Linked DNA regions of Homo sapiens: region 1 is linked to region 2. Evidence: read pairs that join two places in POLR2A ChIA-PET (ENCODE). Cell type or tissue: Caco-2. All regions are shown on one strand. Each heading gives the region's core, and the rest is flanking DNA. Links, peaks and the distances in the headings are about the cores only. Region 1 overlaps GPR19 (G protein-coupled receptor 19). Region 2 overlaps LOC107984486 (a long non-coding RNA gene).

Evidence for each region. Peaks named below come from ENCODE experiments on the same cell type or tissue, not always from the same donor. Only the 100,000 strongest peaks of a DNase experiment are listed, where the experiment ranks them.
Region 1: POLR2A ChIA-PET joins it to region 2 with 5 read pairs; 4 of 35 experiments call an interaction of 5 or more read pairs at or near these places.

The regions. Positions count from the first base shown.
Region 1 is chr12:12,664,643-12,669,040 of GRCh38, reverse strand. The region is part of intron 3 of GPR19 (G protein-coupled receptor 19); the gene reads left to right. Among named protein-coding and RNA genes, the nearest start is that of GPR19, 29 kb to the left of the region's middle. In Caco-2, for the core only: no CTCF peak of the experiment used is centred there; no DNase peak of the experiment used is centred there.
Region 2 is chr12:12,581,226-12,585,623 of GRCh38, reverse strand. The region is part of intron 1 of LOC107984486 (a long non-coding RNA gene); the gene reads left to right. Among named protein-coding and RNA genes, the nearest start is that of DUSP16, 21 kb to the right of the region's middle. RefSeq lists enhancers at 66-567, 2,122-2,181. In Caco-2, for the core only: no CTCF peak of the experiment used is centred there; DNase peaks (open chromatin) are centred at 296 and 2,503.

The sequences.
Region 1 (4,398 bases), core at 318-4,317, 83 kb before region 2:
CAATTTGACTCTCTGAATTCAGATCCAGCCCTCTGTGGTCTCACTGGTCAGGAAACCCTGATGGTAGTTAAGAGCAAGGGCTTTGGAGTGACCACTTTCCAACGGTATGACTTTGGGGAAGAACTTCAGTTTTTTTCATTTGTAAAACAAGGCCAGTAATTTTACCTACTTTGAGGGGTTACACATATAAAGTGCCTGGCACATAGTAAGCACAAAAATAAGTATTAACTCTTGGTAGTATTAATGCTATAACTACTGTCATGATTGTAATCTTACTGCTCATTAGTAAATACCCATATGTATCCATGTAGGTCCAGCAGATACTTCCCATTCTACAGAAAATGTTTCTGTTTTTTTTTTTCAACCAAATCATGTAAAAAATCAATATTATAAAAATTCTTGTTTGACATTAAATTTTTAAACAAATCTCAAGAAATAAAAATGGTCTTTATACCTTGTGAGAATGTTTGTGAATCTTTATAATCTCAAGAGGACAAAAAGTTAGTTGTTAGGGTATTTTTAGACTTAAAAAATAGACTAACTAAAAAACCTATCCAACAGTTGATGCAGAATTGTGAAGCAAAGTTTGTCATCCATGCCCCATTCCTCTCTGTGGTCCTCCGCTCCCTCTTATTAGCTTCCAGTCATTCATCCATCCATTGCATCCAACAAAGTATGATTTTCAAAAAGTTAGAATCATGACTTTTACAAATATTGAATGAACATATGTTAAAGATTTATTAACATAATACCGAAGGAACCAATGATATAATAAAGCTGGTTCCAAGAGCATTTGAAGAATGCATCTTTATAGGCATTTTTTAAAAAGAATTTCAGCATAAGATTGCTAGGTAAACACTAAACTGGCTAATGTCCTAGAGGGCAGTAAGTCCATAACCTTTGGGGTTATTATTTTCTGCTAGAAAGAAATCTACAAGTTAACATATAAATATCTTCACAATGTCTCAGCTCTAGTCAAATATTAAATAGCAAAGTCAAGCACAGGTACATTCTCCCAGAGAGAGAGGCCCATTTAAGAATGTCCCAGCAAGATCTTAAGAGTATATGTCCTTTTTTGCCTTATTTTCAAGTATTGGATAATTTTTACTAACATATCCACCCATTCATATATTCATTAAACCTTTTTTAATAGCTATGTGCCCCAGGGATATAGAAGTAAAGACATAGTCCTTATCCTCAAGGAACTCATAACCTAATGGGGGAGACAAACATGCAAAATAAAAATTACAAAGCAAAGTGATAGGGTACATTCTCCTCCCAGGTGCCCCAGGATCCCATCATTACAGGGGTAACCAGTCCCCAGTTCTTTTTTTTTTTTTTTTTCTAATTGAGATGCAGAGTCTCACTCTCACCCAGGCTGGAGTGCAGTGGCGTGATCTCAGCTCATTGCAACCTCTGCCTCCCGGGTTCAAGCGATTCTCCTGCCTCAGCCTCCCATGTAGCTGGGACTACAGGCACATGCCACCACGCCTGGCTAATTTATGTATTTTTAGTAGAGACGGGGTTTTGCCGTATTGGCCAGGCTGGTCTTGAACTCCTGACCTCAGGTGATCCGCCCGCCTCAGCCTCCCAAAGTGCTAGGGTTACAGGTATGAGCCACCATGCCTGGCCCCCAGTTCTGTGCTATGACAACCCATCTACCATTTTCCCCACTCATGTATTAATCTTAAAGCTTGGATGGGTGAGAAGTAGATAATAGGATAAATGAATGATTCCTCTTTTAGATCATATATAGGTAGAGATAAATAAGGACCTTCAATACCTCAGCCAAGGGAGTATGTCAAATGGTAGTCTCAGAACTGGCTGGGAAGAGATAGGTCGAACAGGAAAGAGGTGAAGAAGCCTTTCTTGTCACTGCTAAAATTACTGCATATGGATGGCTCTGAACAGAATTACTAATTAACCAGATCTTATATTTCAGAAACACCCCCTTGAAGATATATTTTTATCTAAATTAATGGAGCAGGGGAGGCCTTTCTGAAACTTTACTTTGGGACCCTAGAATTTAGTTATAATATGGCAGACTTTTTTCTGGGAGGAAAGTGCAAGAACCTGTCTGAGGACACCTAAATTACCTTGGCTTTCCCTTAGATGAGATATCTGTTTCATATAGCAGTTGACCTGGTAGCTTCAGTTTCACCTGCCCTGCTTTTATCAGGAGTCATGTTTTCCCCTATCACCATAATCCCCAATGTTTCACCTCTCTGAGAATATATAGTGATTTTCTATGTGCATTTAATTCTCCTAGCAGAGGCACATAGAGTAAGAGTCATTTATTTCAGTTCTCTGTCCTTACAGATCCAATTTAGTAAACATCGAATAAGCAATTATTAATGTAAAGAACTTCAGTGGAAGCTGTAGAGCATGGAGAAAAAGAATAACATCCCCATCTCCCTACTGGAGTCCACAGTTTATTGGAGAAGACAGAAACATGGAGGTATTTCTAAAGCACAGATCTTAATCTTGGCTACACTCAGGATCACCTGGGAACTTTGAAACATCCGACACCCAGGCTGCACTCCAGAGCAATTAAATTAAAATCCCTGAAGCTGGGACTCAGGCATCAATATTTCTTAAGGCTGCCTGGAAGACTCCAATCTACTGTATTGCTAAGCTAGAGAAAAACAAACTTGGAAAATGCTGCAGTAAAGGACTAACAAGATGCTGTATGAGCAAGGGTACCACAACCATTCTGGATATGCTAATATTCTTATCCACTGTCTGACCGCATTTCTGCCCATGAATGCAGCAAATATAACCTCTCATTGTAACCAGGGGAAAAATTTAGATCAGTTTGATTGTAGGGCATTTAGAAACTATATACTCTGGGAGGCATGGTCTGAAGGAAACTATGTTTCTGAGGGGAAAAGGGCCCCAAAAAAGATCAACCCAGAAAAATGACCCCAAAATTCAATCCACATGCTATCTCTCTCCCCTGGAATGTTTTATTCACTTGTCTTCCTGAAGAAGTCCTATTCATCCTCTAAGCTCCCAGCTCAAACTTTACCTCTTCTGTGAAGCCTTTCCTTTTCTTCCCCTTACCCGGGCAAAACTGGGTCCCTATTTTTGTCTTACTTAGCTCCTTGTACAAAGTTCTGTTCTTAGCAGTGAATTATAATTATTATCAAATTGAGTTATAATATGGCACACTGCTTACGTATCTTTGTTTTCTTTTTTTTTTTTTTTTTTTTTTTTTTTTTGAGACGGAGTCTGGCTTTGTGCCCCAGGCTGCTCGGCTCACTGCAAGCTCCGCCTCCCGGGTTCACGCCGTTCTCCTGCCTCAGCCTCCCGGATAGCTGGGACTACAGGCGCCCACCACCATGCCCGGCTAATTTTTTGTATTTTTAGTTGGACGGAGTTTCACTGTGTTAGCCAGGATGGTCTCGATCTCCTGACCTTGTGATCCGCCCGCCTCGGCCTCCCAAAGTGCTGGGATTACAGGCGTGAGCCACCGCGCTCGGCCGATCTTTGTTTTCTTAATACCTAGCCCAGTTTCTCGGCTTATTGAATGAATATTCAGAACTGCAGCGATTTTAGGTGGAGTGAGAACTTATGCCACCAGCAGGGGAAATCTAGACTCAGGAACTCCTCGGGCTCCCTCGTCCTGTTTCTGAGCATTGGGATCCTCTGCTTCCAAGTGGTTGGGCTGGGGAAATGGGCAGACAGACTCATGGGTGTAAAGCAGCTGGAGGAAATGATGGAAGGGCCCCCCGCCTCCGGGCTTTAGTTAAAGCGGTGAGCTTGAGTTTCATTTGCAGAGTTTTGTTGTTAGAGGAAGAAAGAGACAGAAGGAAGTTCACAGGTTTTCAAGTATGCGCATTAAGGAAAAGTGCCTGTGTGGACTCCTGTTTTATTCAGGCCACAGGCATCCCAGAAAAGTTAGAACAGTTTTCTGTCTGGGGAAATTGTCTGTTTTAGTTTATTTTTAAACTTTAAATCTTAACAGGTTTTTTAAAAAGTTTAATAGGTTTTACACACATGAAGGCGAAAAGATGATTTCAATCTTATATGTATGAGGGTGCAGTCCAGATTTTCTAGGACAATGCTAATTTTAGATCTTATGTCCTGATTTCTTTTTTTTTTTTTTTTTTTTTTTTTTTGAGATGGCGTCTCACCCCGTCGCCCAGCCTGGAGTGCAGTGGCGCGATCTCAGCTCACTGCAACCTTCGCCTCCCGGGTTCAAGCGATTCTCCTGCCTCAGCCTCCCGAGTAGCTGGGACCACAGGCGCCTGCCACCACGCCCGGCTAATCTTTTGTATTTTTAGTAGAGACGGGGTTTCACTGTGTTAGCCAGGATAGTCTCGATCTCCTGACCTCGTGATTTGCACGCCTTGACCTCCCAAAGTGCTCGGATTACAGGCATGAGCCACCGCGCCT
Region 2 (4,398 bases), core at 292-4,291:
ATACTGATGAGATCAGATTTGCTGCTGCATCCCTTTAATTTTTATCTCTGCATTGTCCCTAACCACTTATCTTGACCTGTGGCTTGCCCTTGGGCCTGATCTCTTTCATTATAGTGCATTTTGGTTCTCTGCTGACTCCTGGCGCATTCTGATTATTAAAAAAAAACCCTATTTTTCTTGGGATGTGACTTGTCTGCCCCTTCAGTGGTCCTTGCAGAGCTTATTTGTCAGATACTATTGACAGCTTCTGCTCTCTACCTGAGCTCCAATCCCATTTCCCTGACTGCCTACTGGCCATTTCCTCTGGAATGTGCAGGTCATTGTTCTGCCAAGCAGATTGCAACATGTCCAAAAACAACCTTCTTCTTTTTTTTTTTTTTTTTTTGCCACAAATCAGCTGCTCATATAAACTGTCAGTCCCTGTCAATAGTCCATGAAGTTATTTAGATATAGAGAAGCAAATTCCTCTTTGATTTGATCTCCTCTTTCATCACTCTCAGCTGTTCAGCCCCTAGAACAATCAGGTTTTCCTTCAAATATTGATCTTGTTTCTGTCATTCCCTCTCTCCTATGCCCATTTCTAGGTCCTTACTTCCTCTAATATCATCTACTGTTCATGTCTACCCTTTCCCTGATTCAATTACCTGTGAAAGACTGAGGCCAGACCTAGACTACCTTCATTAATCAAATCATGTCTATTCAAAACCCTGAAGTTCTTCCCTATTCATATAGACTTCTTGCTCTTCTTTGCTGTCAAAATTTCCTCTAATCTGATCTCATACTAGACAATATTTCTGCCAGGTGGCTATATTGTAATGGGAAGTTTAATGGACTTGGAGTTAGTGGATCTGCTTTCAAATCCTAGCCCCGTACTCAGCAGAATGACCTTGGGCAATTCACTGACTCTCGAAACCTTGAATCCCCATTTGCAAAACTGGGGTGATAATACCTATGTCATAGGGAAGTTTATGAGATTGTAGTAATATCTGTGGAGACAGTTTAGCATTGTGCTCGGAACCCGTGTTTGGGCTGACTTACTTGGTTCAATACTAGGCTTTCCCACTCAGTAACTATGTGACCTGAAGCAAGTTCCTTAGCCTCTCTGGGTTTCATCAGTTTCATCTGTAAAATGGATACATTACCTATGAGGTAACATATACCTCATAGGTCTGTCGTGACAATTAAATGAGATAATATATGTAAAGCACTTTAACACAGTGCAAGGCACATTGTAAGCTTTAATAGGTGTAAACTATTATAATTATGCAGCAAGAGACCTAGTGTAATCAGCACTTGATATATGTTTGGTAAGTTTGTTTGTGTGAGACAGTGTCTCACTCTGTCACCGACACTGGTGTGCAGTGATCATAGCTCACTTGCAGCCTCGACCTCCCAGGATCAAGCTGTCCTTCCACCTCAGCCTCCCAAGTACTATACTCCCTGGGACTATAGGCGCACACCTTCACACCCCGCTAAATTGTTTTGTATTTTTGTAGAGAAAGGGTCTCACTGTGTTTCTCAGGCTAGTCTTGAATTTTTGGGCTCAAGCGATCCACCCACTTCAGCCTCCCAAAGTGCTGGGATTATAGGCATGAGCCACCGTGCCCAGCCTAAGTATGTTGATGAATTCATCTTATTCAGATGATCTTAACTTCCCATTAATTTTTGCTATGTACATTCTTATGCCACCCTTCCTCCAGACAGGCTGACTGCTTTGGTTTTCCATGAATATATCTTTCACTTTTCTTGCCTTTGATAATGGTTTCCTATTATAATTTATAATTCATCACATGAAATAGTAGGTACTATATCATTTCTAGAATGTCATAATTTCTCTTTCCTGCCAATCCAGATTCTTTCCATTTTTTAAGGTCTCTCCTAAACGTTGGCTTGGTGACACTTTCCCTCATTACTTCTGTACTTATCAGTGTCTCATTTTTCTGAACCAATTACCCTTGGCTTAGCACTTGATGCCATTAATCTGTCAGGTACACTTAGCTGCTGTTTCCTGTATATTCATTTTGTGTCTTCAGCTCAAATGAAAACAGTCCTCAATCCAGCCTTGTTTCAGAACATGCAGTAAATATATAGTGACTATTAAATCTATTAGATCCAACATTCTAGAATAATTTTTCAGGTCTACAGCCTCTTATCAAAAGACTGGCCTATGAGGGTGGGCAGAGGGTTTGGGAATAAGAAGTTCCTGCTGCATTGGACAAGGTCCTTTCGCCTCTGGGCCATGTTGTCAGCGAAGTACTTAAGCACAGGGGCTCCGAAGGTGAGGGGCTGGGAGTAGACCATCAGACCATCCCTGACACAGACAGGAAAGTGTCCCCATTCAAATCTCATTCTTGCTGTGACAGGCTTTGCCTTTAACTAGTTTCTCAAACTTCTTGTACTTTTACACAACATTTGCCCTACTGAGAAACTGGCTTTGCGTGAAACTTCCCATGGCTTGAAGCAAGTCCCCATGACGGTGTTTGCATACCACTGGGGTTTTGTTCCTCCCACACATGCCAATAAAGATGAAGTGGCACTAAGATGACGTGATATGAAGGACATCACTGCAGCCTGCAAAGCAGAGAATGTTTGAACTATGTCAAAGAGTCATACCAGGGTTTCACAATTACAGAAAAGGCCAAGAAAGACTAGTCAAGAATGCAAGGTGAATAACGTTGTCTCTGCTCCAGTTCTCACGGGTGCTGTAGCCCCCACTGAACGCCCATTTCTCTGCACTCCTGTAGTACATATCATCTGGACTACACAATTCAGTCCTGCATTATACAGTGTCCTTCAAAAATTGCTTTGTGTGTTGTGTTCTCCCAGCTAGTTGTAAGTTCCTGAGAATACAGACCACATCTTATACTTCCTTGCTATTGTATATAGAGCCTTGCAATACCATTTAACTCAGTGTTGGGCACAATAAAATTCTCAACAGTAAATGTTGATGGATTTGGTTTTGGAAATGTAAATTTATAAAAAGTGGCCCTGCAAAGGAGAATGAGAAGACTCACTTCCTTTTGAGGGCTGTGGGCCTGGGAGTCCCATCGTCATTTGCAGTGTTGCCAGCAGCAGCAGCCTTCTTTCACAGGACAGGGAGTCAGTACAGCACCAGTAAGACACGTGGTTTCATTGCTTTCCCACTCAGAAGAAGACCACTCAGCACAGTGCCGGAGACCCTGCCCTGATTCCCCTTTCTCCTCCCAACCACAAAGGCCATGCAGGTAGAACTTGAGGGGCATCAGAGATTATCTGACTGAACTCCCTTGTTTTGTAGATGAGGAAACAAGGCAAGAGCAGCTGAGGGTGGTGGAAAGCATATGCATGGGCTTTGGAGTTAGGCAGTACTGGACTCTAATCCCAGTGCTGTTACCCTTTAGCTGTGCGATTGTGGGAGAGTCTGTTAACATCTCAGAGCCTTGATTTCCTCATCTTTAAAGTGTAACAATGGCGACCCACAGGAAATGTTGTAAAAACTCAGGGAAATAATATATGCAAACACAGTGCTTGGCAATAATAGATGCTCAATACCTGTTGGGCTCTCTATTTTCCTTCTCTTGAGTCTCCTGCCCAAAGTCATAAAACAATTTAGTGCTAGCCTCTCCTGTTTTTCAAGCTGTTTTCTTTCAATCAGGTACTAAAGCTAACCTCCTACCCACTAGAAAATTAGGATCAACCATTAACACATTTTTTAATGCTGAAATTTATAACAAAATTTTTAATGCTCACCAGACGTGGTGGCTCATGCCTGTAATCCCAGCACTTTGGGAGGCCAAGGCAGACAGATCACCTGAGGTCGGGAGTTCGAGACCAGCCTGACCAACATGGAGAAACCCTGTCTCTACTACAAATACAAAATTAGCCGGGCGTGGTGGTGCATGCCTGTAATCCCAGCTACTTGGGAGCCTGAGGCAGGAGAATTGCTTGAACTCAGGGGGCAGAAGTTGTGGTGAGCCGAGATCACGCCATTGCACTCCAGCCTGGGCAACAAGAGTGAAACTCCATGTCAAAAAAAAAGAAAATCCCAAGATTTGGACATATTTATTTGGAGCACTTTTATATACCTTGAGATAAAAGAACTTAAAAGATAGAAATACTAAATTTCAGTGTCAGATTCAAAGGTATTGAGGTTTTATCCATTTCCAACTACAGTGTTTGAACTTTTGGTACTCCTAAAATAGTACTCATGGCCTTTTACCCCTTACAAAAATAAAAAAAATTCTGGCTTTGGTATATTTACGTGCTTTGCTTTGCAACCTGATATTTTTCACCTGTCTTTCTTAAGACATACTCTGCCGTCCATTAATCATCAATTGGATCTAAAATGAAAGCACCGCTGTTGGGGTTCTGTTAAAAAAATAGAAACTCTCACTCTGTCATGCCGTCAGTGGCACAACC